Regions from separate parts of the Mus musculus genome. Here region 2 is linked to region 1. The links are chromatin loops, found by intact Hi-C in ENCODE. Cell type or tissue: gastrocnemius. All regions are shown on one strand.

The links. A loop is a pair of places that touch in the nucleus more often than their neighbours do. Peaks named below come from ENCODE experiments on the same cell type or tissue, not always from the same donor. Only the 100,000 strongest peaks of a DNase experiment are listed, where the experiment ranks them.
Region 2: a loop joins it to region 1, with 2.2 times the contacts of the local background. A loop is called at or near these places in 2 of 42 quality-filtered maps.

Annotation. Positions count from the first base shown.
Region 1 is chr8:3,447,415-3,455,414 of GRCm38, forward strand. Arhgef18 (rho/rac guanine nucleotide exchange factor (GEF) 18) reads left to right here. Exons shown (of 29, transcript NM_001370668.1): 21 at 969-1,154; 22 at 2,882-3,022; 23 at 3,367-3,500; 24 at 4,077-4,124; 25 at 4,217-4,264; 26 at 4,401-4,871; 27 at 5,624-5,957; 28 at 6,745-6,870; 29 at 6,958-8,000. The coding sequence ends at 7,121. Among named protein-coding and RNA genes, the nearest start is that of Pex11g, 16 kb to the right of the region's middle. In gastrocnemius, a CTCF peak has its summit at 3,472; a DNase peak (open chromatin) is centred at 3,455.
Region 2 is chr8:3,389,696-3,397,695 of GRCm38, forward strand. The region is part of intron 10 of Arhgef18 (rho/rac guanine nucleotide exchange factor (GEF) 18); the gene reads left to right. Among named protein-coding and RNA genes, the nearest start is that of Gm46029, 33 kb to the right of the region's middle. In gastrocnemius, no CTCF peak of the experiment used is centred here; DNase peaks (open chromatin) are centred at 3,296 and 5,067; H3K4me3 peaks cover 2,103 bases; H3K27ac peaks cover 1,974 bases.

The DNA.
Region 1 (8,000 bases):
GGGTGTGAGGCAGAGGCAGGCAGATCTCTCGAGTTTGAAGCCAGCCTGGTCTACAGAGTAAGTTCCAGGATAGCCAGGGCTACACAGAGAAACTGTCTCGGAAAGAAAAAAAAAGTATTATGTATGTGGGCAGTGGACATACAACCAATGTTCTTAACCACTGAGCCATTTCACCAGCTCCAGGAGGCTGAGCTGGGAAGATTAGTGGGAATTCGAAGGCAGCCTGTATTAAAGATAGCTTGCCACCAAGCCTAACAATCCATAGCCTGGCTGTAATTGGGTGACCAAGGAATGGGGAAGCTCCACCCTATGGGGGGGTGGGGGGATAAAATCCTATCGCAACAAAACAAACAGGGACTGGAGAAATGGCTTAGCAGTTAAGAGTGCTTGCTGCATCACCATGTAGGCCAGGGTTCAGACCCAACACCTACATAACGAGCCAGATATCCTATGCACACACGTAGCGACAGGTCTGAAAAGTGAAGGCAGGATTTGCTGGCTTTCAGCATAGCTGAGAAAGCAAAGCCCCAGTTTGGGAAGAGACCCTACCGCACGTGAATACGCAGAATGATGGAGAAGCACACCTGACACCCTCTTGTGGTCTTCAAGCGTTTGCACAGATGTGCACACCCAAACATATTCATGCACGCTCATATGCACAAATAAATAATTTGGGAGGCTTTTTGAAACAGGGTCTCTCTATGTAGTCCTGGCTGTATTTCGTGGACCAGAGATGCCTCTGTCCCCCAAGTGCTGCAATTAAAAGCGTGTGCCACCTTGCTCAGCAAGTAAATGTTTAAAAAAAAAAAAACAACAGCAACAACAACCCAGACTGGCAAGGTGGATCAATGTGTAAATCCTTGCTGCCAAGCCTGATGACCCAGGTTTAATCCTCTGGTCCCACCCTCACAGCCTGACTCCAAGGCCAGGTCCCTAAGGCTGACCACCACCTCTGGGTTCTCCTGTAGAGCGACTGAGCCTGAAAGACCAGCTGATTGCCCAGAGCCTTCTGGAGAAACAGCAGATCTACCTGGAGATGGCTCAGCTGAGTGGGCTGGAAGAGTCAGCCCAGAACCGAGGCCTCTTCCGAGGAGGAGGAGACCCCTCTGAGACCCTGCGGGGGGAGCAGATTCTCAGATCGGCCATGAGTGAGAGTAAGTTAGCCTCCCCACTGAGCTATGCTATGATATTCCAGGGCGGGTTACCTGGGGGACCAAAGCCAGGCTCAGTTCTCTATTGCTCACCCAGGACCACCGTCATTTTGCTTTTTTTTATAATCCAGGGAATGGAATCCAGCATGTGCAATGGCTCTACAGCTGAGCTCTACCCAAATCCTTTAAGCACTTACTCAACAAATGCTCCCTGGGTGACCTTATGTTCTGGGGTAGGGGGAGGAGGGGATAAAGCTTGAGCCTAAGAGATGGCCAGCAGGTAAGGGTACTAGCACCCACATACGACAGCCTGAGCTCAGTCCTAGAGATCCACATGGTACCAGGAGAGAACCAACAGTACAAATACAGGTTGTCCTCTGACCTCCACACGCGTGCTGTGTCACATGTGTACACTGGAACACAAACCAATTAATCAGTGTAAGCTAGATTGTTGTTAGGAAAACATAGGTCCCTAATAATATCCTCAGGAAAATACATATGCTCTTTTGAGGGACTTCTGGAGTACAGAATGTACCCTAACCTTGGGCCAGAACATTACCTCTAGCTCTGGCAGGCTTGCAGGCTAAACGCCCGTGGTGTAAACCATGGGGTATATATCACCTGCCGTCTTCACACAATTCTAGCTTGACCATACAGAGACACCTCTGCCAACCTCAAAGCTAGACCTGGTAAGGGCAGCCTTTATTGCAACAGGACCACCTAGCAGTACCAGTGCAGCCACCAGGGCTCCATGATGTCGAGCAGGGTAGGAAACCAGTGCTTAATGGCTCTCTTCCATCAGCAAGTCAGATCACTCAACCCTTTGCCAGCACAGATTAGCAAAAGACCCAGTGGGTGTCTTGCTCTCTCCAGCAACACCTGCAATGCCCTTTCACCTCTGCCTCCTGGGCTATTGTTCTTTGCCTCCAATAACACTGACAAATGTGGCACTTGGACTGGGACTATTTTCCCTGCTTCTTCACCTGGCTAGAGACTTTGAAATACTAGCAGGCCATTGAACGGTATTAGACCACTCTTACCCTCATGGATAGCCCTCTTATGTGGCTCTTCATTTAACATGTGTCTCTTACTAGACCTAGGTAAGGACTGGTACATCACATCCCTAGGCCCAGACAGGGAACTGATGACAGACCCAAGTAACATTAACACCAGTCCAACTTGGTGAATCAGTAAGTTTGTTTGGGTCATCTACAGGAAGGAGCAGGGATGAAGGTTTGCTTACAGCTTAAAAGCAGCTGTATCACTGAAAGCTACCCCAGCCTAACAAAAGCTAGGACCTTGAAACTTTCTTCAAGACTTGCAGGTGAATTTGGCTGGACAGGTTGAAGAGCTCTTCTCCCCAGCAGTCCTTTCTGTAGGTAACCTTTAGTAAGTTTCAGGAACTTCGTGAGATTTGTACATTGTTGAGTTCCTGAGTCTTAACAAGCTTCCCTTCAGAACTTCCTGAATCTTAAGGAGCCTATCTCCAATGGCTGCCTGATTGCCTTGGCCTCTCCCTTAGATGCTGAGGATGATGGGGGCTCTGTTGTTAGAGTGCTTGACTAGCACTGGCTTCTACCTTCACCACTGCCTAAGCTGAGGTAGTGGTGTATACCCTTCATCTTAGCACTCACTGCCACACTTGCTCCTTGCTCATGTCTGGACTTCCCCACTACCCGTAGTATAACCTCATCACCTGCTGACTCATGTCCCCCACCTCTCCCTCACAGTTGAGGGCATCCAGAGCCTGATCTGCCAGCGGCACCTGGGCAGCACCAGTAGCCAAGTGGAGGAGGGAAGTGTCTCTGCAGGCCTGCCTCGGCGGGCTGAGACCTTCGGGGGCTATGACAGTGTGGGAAGCCCTAGCAAGGGTAAGTGTGTCACTTTCCTCCGAGGCTGTGCCTTGGGAAGCCCATGCGCAGCAGATCCAGTGTTATGTACGGTGTAATTTCTTGAAATTTTAGTTTTGAGCCTTAGCCTTTAATGGCCAAGTTATCTCTCCAGACTTGGGAGTGTAATTTCTGACTGAGAACATTCCTCGGATTTCTGGGTATTGTGGGCTCTGTACTACAAACAAACAAATAAAAAATAAAATAAAGCAGGCCTCCAGGAATACACTAGCCTGCATTTATTACATGGGCTGGTCTCAGAAAAGGGGGATCCCAAGCCTTGTGGGATTCATAGCATCCTCTTGTTTTCTGCTTGGGGTCTCCAGGTGGCAGCTTTAAAAGGAAGGTATCCAACAGTGACCTCAGGCCCCAAGACTGGCAGGGACCTGCTAGCAGCCCAGACTCCAGGCCCTGTGACAACAGCGCCCCCAGTGGCTGCTGTGAGGAATCGCCACAGGCTGTAAGTGGCTTCTGATCATTTTGATTTGCATGGGTAAAGACAGTCCACGTTGACATAACGCGACAGCCTTCAAAATTACTCCTGCAAACTCCTGGGAATGGCAGGTAGTAGCTTGGGAAGGAGGCAGAGGGGAGGATGGACACAACATAGTTGCCTCAACTTCATCAGGTCCAAAATGCCCCACATTGTTTCCACAAGCTATACAGAGTGTGTGGTGACATCTGCCAGGGCTCCTGACTGGCCCTTCCCTTTGACGCAGCGCATCCATTGCTGTTGAGGTTTCCAGAGGCTAAGGCTACCTGCCCTGGCTGTCTTGAACTTGAACTGGATGTGTATGTGTTTATTGCATGAACAATAAGCTTCATAAGCAACAAGCTTCACTTCCAAGCCCACCCTACTGTAGAGCGTCAGCCACCCACCCATCTCCCAGCCATCCCAAAACCTTCGTTTTCCAGACTCTCAGATAGGCATACATCAGATGGCCATAGTCACAGCCCAGCACTGAGTTCTGTCTCCTCCCGTAGTGTGCTGTGGTGGTTTAGATCCCATTTGATACTGTCATTCTTGTCTTAATAGGTGGAGATGCCTAGCACAGAGAGCCTGCCCACTGTCCTGGAATTAGAGGTACCGCCCCTGCTCCATCTCCCACAGGGACAGCATGCCCATATGCCCTATGTACCATCATCAAGTAGACCAATTTGGCTTTCTCTCTGCAGCTGGTCCACCGGGTCCAGACACTGTCGCAGTTGCTTCTTAGTCTCCAGGTACCTGCAGCATTAGGGAGGGACTGGCTGCTCCTGCCCTTCACTGATGGGCTGGGTCTAGCCAAGGGCATGACTCTCATCAGACCCACCCCGTCCCTGTCCCTGTCCCTGTCCCTGTCCCTGTCCCTGTCCCCAGGCGGTCATCGCTCAACAGGATAGCTATGTGGAGATGCAAAGAACGGCCATCCAGGAGCGCGAGAAGCAGTTCCGGCTGCAGTCAACACGTGGGAACCTGCTGCTGGAGCAAGAGCGGCAACGCAACTTTGAGAAGCAGCGTGAGGAGCGCGCCGGTGTGGAGAAGCTGCAAAGCCAACTTCGCCAGGAGCAGCAGCGATGGGAGCGGGAGCGGGCACGCCAGCAGCAGGAACTGGAGCTGGCCGGTGCGCGACTGCAGGAGCGAGAGGGCGAGGCACGCCAGATGCGCCAGCGGCTGGACCAGGAGCGCACCGAGCTAGAGCGACAGCGCCAGGCCTACCAGCATGACCTGGAGCGTCTGCGTGAGGCCCAGCGAGCAGTGGACCGTGAACGTGAGCGCCTGGAGCTGCTGCGCAGGTTCAAGAAACAGAACACTGTACCAGGGGCACTGCCCCCGGAGGTGCTGGCAGAGGTTAGTGGGCCTGTATGGCCAAACCCACTAAGCTGGAAATGTGGCTCAGTTTTGTGCTTGCCTAGTGTGCATGAAGCCCCTTGTTCCAACCCCAGCACTGTATTTAAAAAAAAAAAAAAACATCAAATGTGGTGGCATAGCCCTGTTATTCTAGCACTGAAGAGTTAGAGGTAGGACATTAGAACATCCTTGGTTACATAGCAACTACAAGACCATTTGGGCTATGTCAGACCCTAGGGCATTGGTGCCGGGCCTAACATCACATACTTTTTTACCTTTAATCCCAGCACTTAGAATACAGAGATGGATCTCTGTGAATTTTAGGCCAACCTGGTCTACACAGAGTTCCAGGACAGCCAGGGCTACATAGAGAGGCCCTGTCTCCAAAAACAAAAAAACAAAAAAAAAGTTTATGAGTAGTCAGATATAAGTTGTGTGGCCACATTTGAGAGAGAGAATATGAATATGGCTCAGTGTGACCATGGGTATACACATACTGATGTGCTCCAAGAACTGTCAATCACCAGAAGCAACTATAGATGGAAGCAGTGCTCTGCAGAGTGCAGAATAGACCTTCCTAGCTGCAGACTGGATGCAGAGCTGGGTGGGCAACACCCATTCATCTCTGAGCATTTAACAGCCATGTTTGATCCTCCCCGGGCCAAAGCCACCAGAAGGCTAGGAGGCCTGGTGTGGGTTAATAGCCACCAGCAGGCTTAGCAGCAGTAGGATGTGTCTTCCGTTACTTCCAGGCCCAACCTGCAAGCCACCCTCCCAGCTTCAATGGCGATGGGCTGGAGGGGCACTCGGCCCCAGCCAAAGCACCAGGAACCCAAGGGAGCGCGATGCTACATGGCACAGGACCTGACAACGTAGAGCGACCCGAGGTGGCCCGCTGGGACAGTGCCCCCCCTGAGAGCCGGCCAGCCAAGAGCGATGTGCCCATCCAGCTACTCAGTGCCACCAATCAGATTCAGAGGCAGACAGCCGTGCAACAGCAGATCCCCACCAAGCTGGCCGCCTCCACCAAGGGTGGCAAGGAGAAGGGCAGCAAGAGCAGGGGTTCCCAGCGTTGGGAGAGCTCAGGTGAGCTGCACCCCACCCCCACCACTCAGAGAAGCTGCACACCCCTCCCAGTGGACCTGTCCCAGCAGCATATCTGGAATGCAGACAGGGAGGCAGATAGGCAAGCACCAGTGTGCGCAAGAAGACAGAGAGGTTCACTTTTCCAGTTGCATTTCTGTTGTGATAAAATACCCTGACTCACAGTTCCAGGTTTGAGTCCATCGTGGTGAGGAGTCAGAGCAGTGAGAGCTTGAGGCAGCCTCTCATAGCCATTCAGGAGCAGAGAGAAATGAATGCATGTATGCTTAGTGTCCGGCCAGCTTTCTCTGAACCACGGCCCAAACCTAAGAAATGGTGGCGCCCCAGGCTGGGACTTCCACACCAGTTAAGGCAAATAAGACAGATACTCACAGATCAGCCTGATGTAGAAAATCCTTCCCTGAAACTTTTGGCCCAGGTTGTGTTGACAAAACTAACCATCATGCTCATTTACTTAGGGCTTACCAGCTGAGGCACAGGACAAACACTAGGGCTGTACCCAGCATCTTTGTCCCCTCACCATAGAGATTCCCTATCCCCTGTTGACACAGAAGGTATTGTGGGACTACTCCGTAAGCAGAATCCATGTCCCAGTGATCATGGGGAAGGGATGTCTGCTTGGAAGCCACACACTTCTCTCTTGCTGACACTGAGTGACTCCATGCCACCTTTCAAAGTACTTATCTGGTGCCCACTCGGAAGTACGAGTAGGGAAGACCCACCCCACCAGATGGCATAGAGCCGGGTCCTAGCGCCTTCCCTCTTCCAGCGTCCTTCGACCTGAAGCAGCAGCTGCTCCTCAGCAAGTTCATAGGCAAGGATGAGAGTGCATCACGGAACCGCCGTTCACTGAGTCCCGTCCTGCCTGCCGCCCATGGGTCTGCACCTGCCTCAGGTGAGCCCAGCCACTGGCCATTGTGAGCCCAGCCACTGTTTGTGGTGGCATCTGACACTCCCGTAACCACCCCCAACTCTCTTCCAGACCCCTGCTTCCCAGCCCCAAGCCCGGCCCCAGCTGCCACACCCCCCGAGGCCTTCAAGTTCGGAGGCACATCACTACCACCTGTCTCCCCAGCTTCCTCGCTGCCAACCACACCACTCGCCACCACAGATGAAGTTAGTAAGGAAGATGTCATCTTCTTCTGAGGGGCCATGGCCCCAAGGGCAGACCCCTTTCTGTCCTGATACCCTTTATGTCTCTGGGGATCCTATGGGTGACTGTACTGTCTGGCCGTCCCCTTCCCCTGCACAAGCACAGCCAGGCACTTGTTCCCTTGAGATTGCCCAAATGGTATGCCTTGAGTCTCACAGCTCGCTATAGATTTAGTGGCAAAACATGGGTAGCCCCCTTGAACACACATACATACATGCATATATATGTATATGTGTGTGTGTATATATATATATATTATATATATATGTATGTGTATATATGCTCAAAGTTCTTTTAAGTTGAAGGTGGAACCCCCCAGAGGTATAAAGCCCAAGACTTGGGAGCCAGCCAGGAGACAGAGCAGGGCAGGCAGGTCTGAGAAGATACCGGCTCCAGGGGCAGACTCCATAACCCCCAGGAATCTCTGAATTAAACTGAGTCATTTTGCACCAGAAGGCACTAGAATCACCCAGAGTCCAGCGAATCTCCACTTCCAAAGCAGCAACTGGCACTGGCCACAGCCTTGACCAGAAAATGGCCTGGGCAACTCCAGAGGATACAGAAAGACTCAGGCAGCCCCGGGCAATCCATGGAGCAATGGACTGGATCTGCGGGTTCAGAAATCAATCTGATGAGGGGTTACCAACTGTCACTCCTTGCAGTAGGCTGGGGTCTTCCCAACTCTGCTTCTCAGGGGGCACCTGCCATGTCCGCCCATCCACCTTACCTGGGATGCAGAACCCCAGTTTCAGCAGGGCAGCACAGACCGTGTTTGATCGCTGTGAAATGAGCAGATTTTTCCTGGTCCTGTCAGTGTTCTCACAGAAAAGCAGAGCTAACACATTCAGGGACATGTGGAGGAATAGCCTAGT
Region 2 (8,000 bases), 58 kb before region 1:
TCTGTGCTTGGCAAATAGACCTAGGTTACTGGAATCCCTGGAGAGAGAGAGAACTCTGATTGTCCCTGGGATTTAGAACTTACCCTTTTGAAATCAAGCCCAATTTTGAGGAGAATTAAAGAGAAGGTGGTATGTATGGTAGTTGCTCCTTAAAAGACATGTATGTTGTATCTTTTAAGATGTAGTTCAGCTGGCAGAGCATTTGTCTAGCATGCAGAAAGCTCTGGGCTCCGCCTTCAGCACAGGTGGTGCATGCCTGTGTTCCCAGAATTCAGGATGTGGAGGCAGGAGGATCAGAAGCTTAATACCATAGTAGGTTAGTGTTGGGAGCCGCGCCCACATTCGCCGTTACAAGATGGCGCTGACAGCTGTGTTCTAAGTGGTAAACAAATAATCTGCGCATGTGCCGAGGGTGGTTCTCCACTCCATGTGCTCTGCCTTCCCCGTGACGTCAACTCGGCCGATGGGCTGCAGCCAATCAGGGAGTGACACGTCCTAGGCGAAGGATAATTCTCCTTAATAGGGACGGGGTTTCGTTTTCTCGCTCTCTTGCTTCTTACACTCTTGCTCCTGAAGATGTAAGCAATAAAGTTTTGCCGCAGAAGATTCTGGTCTGTGGTGTTCTTCCTGGCCGGGCGTGAGAACGCGTCTAATAACAGGTTAGATAGTAAATTCAAGCTTGGATACATGAGATCCTATCGTGTGTGTGTGTGTGTGTGTCTGTGTGTGTGTGTGTGTGTCTGTGTGTCTGTGTGTGTGTCTGTGTGTGTGTGTCTTTGTGTATCTCTGTGTGTGTCTCTGTGTCTGTGTGAATGTGCACATGTGTCCATGCATGTAAACATTAGTAGCAAAAGGTCAAACTACAGAGTATTTACAAGCAAGACTCAGGCAAGTTCAAGGTTCAACTGCAGGACATCAGCACTGTTGGCCTTTGAGGCTAATCATCCCCCTAGAATGACCTTGACCCACTAGGCACTAATAGCACCTGCCTAGTCTAAAGTCGTGACAAAATGTCTCCAAACATTGTCAAATGTCTTTTGTTGGTGCAGGATGGCCCAAGGTGAGACCTGGTTATCTAAGACTACCAGCAGGCCCTAGGGTGTGTAAGAACAACAGACCTAGTGCCTCCCAGACACCTGAAAGACCGGCTTTTCTTCATCACCCTGTCCCCACCCCTTTTTTGTCATAGTGTCATTTTACTCATTCAGGGACTATAGGACAGTCTGCCTGTGGCTACTGCTGTTTATTGTAATGGTGACTGGACACAAGAGACATGACACATTAGGCCAGTATTCCACAGCTGAGCTACACCCCAGTCCCTCATTGGGGGATTCTAGGCGGGTGCTCTACTACTGAGACACACCTCCAGCCTGATTTTTACTTTTGAGATAGAATGTCTTCTTTTGAGACAGGGTTTCTCTGTGTAGCCCTGGCTGTCCTAAAACTTGCTCATCAACCAGGCCGGTCTCAAACTCAGAAATCTGCCTGCCTCTGCCTCCCAAGTGCTGGGATTAAAGGCCTGTGCCACCACTGCCTGGCGGTTGTCTTCACTTTTGAGTAGGTGTGGTGTCATGATTTCTTTCTCCTTTTTCTTCTCTCCTCTCCTCTTCTCCTCCTCTTTTCCCTCTACCCCTTGACCTCCCATCTTTCTTTCTCTTTCTCTTCCTTTCTTTCTTTTTTCTTTTTTTCATTCTTTCTTTCATAAAACAGTCTCATATAGCCCAGGCTGCCCCCAAATTTCAAACTTGCCATGTAGTCAAAAATGAGTGGGACTTCCAGTCCTTCTGGAATTATAGTCATGTATCATTACAGCCAGTTTATGCGGTGCTGGGGCTGGAGGCCAGAGCTTCACGAATGCTAGACGAGCACTCCCCAAACTGAGCTGTATCTTTAGCCTTTCTTATTGTATGTATTGCCTGCTTGTAGCATTCAGGTAACCATGGTAGGGCTGAGTGGATTGTAGCATTGTCTGCTAAGCTGGAGTTCTTTTCTGGAGGGCTCCTTAGAGGTACACACTGGCAGCAAGCACCTTTACTCACTGAGCCATCTTGCTGCCCCAAGGATTTTAGTTTTGTTTGTTTGTTGTTTGTTTTTGGAGACAGAGTCTCAGGTAACCCAGGCTGCCCTCAAATTGACCACGTAGCCAGGGATGCTTTAAGCTTCTGCTTCTCCAGCTCCCACCTACCTAGAAGTGGGATTGTTGATCTCCATCACCACGAATGGTTTTTCATATGGGTTGAGGGTGGAAACCCAAGGCTTCTCAAACAACAGACAAACACTCTTAAACATCTCAGCCCTCCAAAAAGTTTATGTATTTCTCTTTCTTAGTTTTTTGTTATTCTTTGAGGAAGGGATTGCTTTGTTTTATATTGCTTTTTAAAAAGTAAAGCCTTGATATATCACAAAGGCTGTTTCCAAACTCCTGGGCTTATGTGATTCTTCTGCTTTGGCCATTTAAATACCTAGGACTACATGTGTGTGCCCCTTTGCCAAGCTAGAAGTTATCTTGGGCAAGAGAAAGCTAAGTGGTCAAAAGCACTTGCTGCTCTTGTAGAGAATCCATGATAGGTTCCCAGCACCCACATAGTGAGTGGTTCATAATCATCCTTAACTCCAGTTTCAAGGAATCGAATTCCTTCTCTGGGCCTCCTCAAGCATATGTGTGTGTGTAGGTCAAAGAACAACTTTGTGGTAATCATTCTCTCCTTACAAGATGTGGGTTCCTGTTATCAGCTGAGGCTGGTGGCAAGCACTTTAGCCCACTGAGAGGTTTCACTGCTATCTCACCTCCAATAGGGTCTTTGATATGTTTCTCAGTGTTCAGCAGCTTGTTTGCAGATATCGGATGCTTCCTAAGTGGGAGTGTCTGGTATGCGAATGTGTGTTAGAATAGAGACAGTTTATTAGAGAACAAAAAGATACCCCTAAATCAAGGGACAAGACTGAGGCTCAAAAGCTAGCAGTAGGTGGTCTGAGAAATCCGTTGTGCTTCTCATACCCTGTCTACCAGCTTTGAGGATTTTTGTTGTGACAGTTTTGCTTTCTGTTCTTTTCCCGTTTTTCCTATGTGTTTGTGCATGTGGTGTGTGTATACGCGCCAGTATGTGTGCGGGCACACGTGTGTATGAGTGTGTATACCTATGTGCATATGCATGTGGAGGGCTGAAGTTGATATAAGGACAGGCTCCGCCAAGTGCAAAGTTCTAAAGTCCCAGGTGCTTGGAGGAACTACCTATTGCCGAGGCTCTGCCCCCTTCCGGGCCCCGCCCCTCTGGGGACGGCCTACTCATGCGCAGCTTGGTCTCGCACTGCATACCGCTTCCGGCTCCTAGGAGGCCGGGCGGAGACTGCGAGAGCGACCCGGGAGCCAGCAGGGCGGAGAGCGGCCTGTGAGGGACCCCGCGGAGGTGAGGGAGCCACGGCGATTTTCGTGGCGCAGGGGCCGGGGTCGCGGACTCTTTGGAAACTACCTGGTATACAACACCCCCTCCCCCATGGTGCCGCAGGGCTGAGCACGCCTCCGATACAGGTGACCTCTTCCATACAAGTGGGGCTCCAAGTGGAGAATGTGGGGGTGCAGTGATGCAGACCATACCCAGTCACCCTGTCCCTGCGCCGTGGACGCTGTAGCCACTTTTCTTGGAAAGGAGAGAGAAAAGCCACACAACTGCATGCAGATTTTTGTCCCTGGCTTGGGGACACCAGGGCCAGGGGCAAGGGTGGAGTGTCCCTCACAGCAATCTCTTGCACCACTTTAGGCCCTCTGGAAATCTTGACATCGTTGCCTGCGAGCGTTTGGGTGCAACACCGTGCAAACTGGGTGTTTTCGTTTTTTTGCTTTCTGGATTTCTTCTAGGCGAAGAATTAAACCCGTGCGGTACAACTTTGATTGCTCCCAGGCAAACTGAGCGTTTTGTTGTTGTCCTCTCTTTATCTTCTTTTAAAGAATTACCGCCTGTAGCTCGGTGAAAGAAACGACTGGCCAAGCGAGGGAAAGTTTCTTGAAGTTTTTCACCCTCCGTCTTTGCTCGGGGCATTGGGACCTGGAGCTGACGTTCAAGGCCCCTTTCCATTTCTTGCTGGGAGCGTGACGAGTATGGGCGATTTGAAGATTGAAGGGCTTGGGTTTGGGTTTTTTGTTTGGGGGTTTTGTTGTTTTGTTTTGTTTTGCAGGTGTATGGATGGAATGGTTAGCCTTTGAACTGTGAGGAGAGAAATCTTGAGTGTCACATCAGACCTGAGCTTCTGGTCCCAGTTCTATCATATGAGCCATGTAACATCACCAAGCCTCAGTCTCTTCCTTGTCAAAATGAGAATAAGAACTTGATGTGGGTTCAGTGAGGTAACACGTGAAAGGGATGTAGTGGAATGTCTGGCATATGGTCGGTGCTCAGTGTTACATAACCTGTGGATATGGACCTGCTTCCAGACCCAGAGGATTGCTGTGTGTGAGTGTTGTGTGTGTGTGAGTGGGTGCCTGAAGCCAGAGGACAGCTTTGTAGAGTAGATTGTTTTTCTCCCTGAACATGAGTTCTGGGATTCGAACTTAGCTCGCCAGGCTTGTACTGCATGTGTTTTTGTCCACTGAGCCATCTCTGACCCCGAAGCCTAGACTGTAGGTGGTGTGAGTCTAGGACAGACAGTTGGATGTCTTCCTTGTTGGGTCAGGATTTAGACTTGTCCTGTTTGTCACTCCTGTTGGTCCCCAAGCTCATCTGGAGGGGAGGGACAGTGGCTTCTTTAAAAAATAATAATAATCTTTGTAATATATTGTGTTTTATATCAGTTGTTTTATTTTTATTATGTTGAGCCTTGAACCTAGTTCCTTGCACATACTAGGAAAACTCTCCACCAAGCCACTCCCCTATCCCTTATTTCAATTATTTATTATTATTTTCTGGAGGTCAGATGGCAACATTGTGATTCTGTCTTTCCACCTTTGGCAAACGGGCACAGCTCGAGTCTTAACCCCGTCCCAGGCTGGCCTTGAATCCCCCTCCCCCCTCCACTTCTCAAGGGCTGGGCCCCTTTTTCAATGTCACGGGTTAGGGAGATCCAGAGGTTCTGTGATTTCTCTTGTAAGTTCCTTGGTGAATGCCCAGACTTTCTCTGTTGGAGTGGCCCACGGCAACTTTGTTGCATAGCTGGGTGTAATTTGCATTCTTGTCACACAGGAGCAATTTGGCCACTTGCACTGCTTACCACCCCAGGCACCCTGGCTGTGGTAAGCAGCTGAGTCTCCCTGTGTTTATCTACTGCGAGATTAACATAGTTCTGATTTAACATAGTTCTGATCTTGTAGAGGTCTCCTTCATTTCTCCCGTCCTGGGTCATGTTTCCATTTCTTTCAACTCCCTATGTGACTTTTCAGCAATTTTCACCTCCAGCTGCTTTAAATTCTTTAAAGCCCCAAATCCTGTCGAAGACCCACCCCTCTTGTTTCTTTCTGTCTTGTTAAAGCAAACACTTTCCCTGCTGAACGGGAAGGGGAGATGGCTACCTTGTGAAAAACTCCCTCGCCAGGTGCAAGACAGTTCAGGGGGTAGCTCTGGAGGGACTGGAGGAATTTATTTTTAAAGGAGGAATGCAGCTAGCTAGCTGAGGGAGGAAAACTTTAAAACAACGTCCTCCCTGAGAGCACGGTGCTGGTCAGTTCCTGCTGCCATCTGTCTCTCCTGGGATCTGTTTCTTTCTCATTCAAATCAAGTTGGGAGTAAACTGAATTCAGCTGTTTTCTCTGCTTTTGTGAGCAAAAAGAGCCATCCCTTCAATTAAGTTTAAAAGGTAGTTAGGCTCTGTTAGAATGTGGCTCCTTTGGTGGCTTTCCTGAGTGCACAAAGCCCCAGCTCTCTGTAAGCCAGGGTGTGGTGGTAGCACAAGTGGTGGAGGCTTAGACGAACAGGAGTTCCAAGTGCTTCCTTCCTTGGTGCTAGCGAGTTTGAGGCAATCCTGGGCTACATGAGACCAGTCTGAAAAACAAACAAACAAACAAACAAAACCCCAATGTACTGATAGCAAATACACTGACTTGCATCATATCTTGAAAAAAATAAGTGTTCTAGTTACACATTTAAGAAATACTGTAATGGTTGCATTTTCAATATGTCAGCTTGGTTAGGCTCAAACATTCACTTCTGTTACTCTTTTAATGTGACAGTTTCATTGGGATACAAGTCATATGCCATAAAATTACCTTAAAACTATACTGCTCAGTGACTTTTGTATCAGTGGGCAGATGTAGAGCAAAACCATTGAGCCTTGTTGGGTATCTGCAGTAAGGGTGTGTGTTGCTTACAGGGGTGGGTATGGTAGTTACTGGATCACTGTGATCTTCATTATGCAATCCATGGAACTGTTAACTGAATTTTGGGAAGGACAGGGACTTGTGGGCATGGCTCTGTTCTGCAGTGGTTGCCTGGCAAGTATAGGCTGTGTGTTCTATCCTTCTAGCCAGAGGAGAAAGGAGAGGGGCAGATGGGAGGCTGGAAGGTGGAGATCCTTCTATACTTCTGCTAGACATTTAGAATGGTGCAGCTAGCTTTGGAAAAACTGATTCTGACAGTCCTGAGGTTAAACCTAGGATTAAGTGTCTAACCCAGAGAAAGGAATACAGAGCTCTATAGACATGTATGGCAGGGCTGCAGGAATGGCTGGATGAGTATGGGTACTTGTGTAAGCATGAGAACCTGCGTGCAGGTACCGGCACTAGCCCTTATATTTAAAAATAGAAAGAAAGAAAGAAACAAACAAACAGAAGCCAGGAGTGTCCGTGCTTCGCTTGAGTTCTAGGCCAGCTGGGTCTGTATGGTGAATTCAAGGCCTACAAGGGCTCCATATGAAACTCTGTATCAGACAAACACACTATGTACACACATACCTCTTAATCCCAGTGCTGTGGGGGAGATGGAGATAGGACCTGGGCTTCGTGGCTCCAGGTGAAGCCCAGGTTTAGTAAGAGACTCTGACTTAAGGGAATAAGAAAGTGTCAGAGTAGGATACACACCATCCTCCTCCAGCTCCCACACTCATGGGCACAAGTGCCTGCACACACACACAGGTGTGCACACACCATATACAAGTACTTTTGGAGGTGGTCCTTGATTTCCAATGGGATCACATCCTTGTCAGTGATTGGAGACTGATAACTAAGTAAGGTGGTAGGCTTCCTTTTGGTGTGATAAAAACATTTTAAAACTGGCAACTGGGTCTGTAAGATGGCTCATTGGATAAAGGAGCTCACTGCCAAGACTGATGACCTGAGTCTTTGTTCCGGGACTCCAGAGAGAAGAAAGAGCCAACTCTTACGTGTTGTCCTCTGACTTCCACACGCATGCTGTGGCACATGCATGGACACAAGTATGTAAAATGTAAAATTCATGGCAACCGTGAGTTGAGGACTGTTGGGAGGAAAGGAGCTAGAAGTGGGTATGTGTGCACGTGTGAACATGCACACGCATGCACATGTGTATCAGGGTCAGAAGATAGCCTGGATTATCAGTCCTCACTTCTTTTGAAGTATGGCCGCTCTTTGGCTGCAGCAGTCAACTGAAGCTGTTGGGATACTCAGGGTTCCTGTTGTTCACCTCCCACCTCACCGGAGGAATGCCAGGGTTATAGATGCGCACTACTGGGCTTGACTTGACTTTGGGATCTGAACTCAGATCATCATACTTGCCCATCCTACACTTCATCCTCTGAGCCCTCTTCCCAGTCCTGCCTTGTTTTTTTGACACTGGTCTGGAACTCATGAGGTAGCCTAGTTTGGCTGGCTAGCGCAGTCCAGGAAATTCCCCAGTCTTAGCCTCCCCAGTATCAGGGAAGTGCCACACACATGTGCCACCACACCCAGACTTTTTAAGTGAATTCTAGAGTTAAACTCAGGTCCTCAATGCTTGCTTTACCCACTGAGAGATCCCCCCAGGCCCATGGGATGAACTGCCAAAAACAAATTTTAATTACATGTATTTATTTCTTGAGTCCACACATGCACCGCCCCAGTG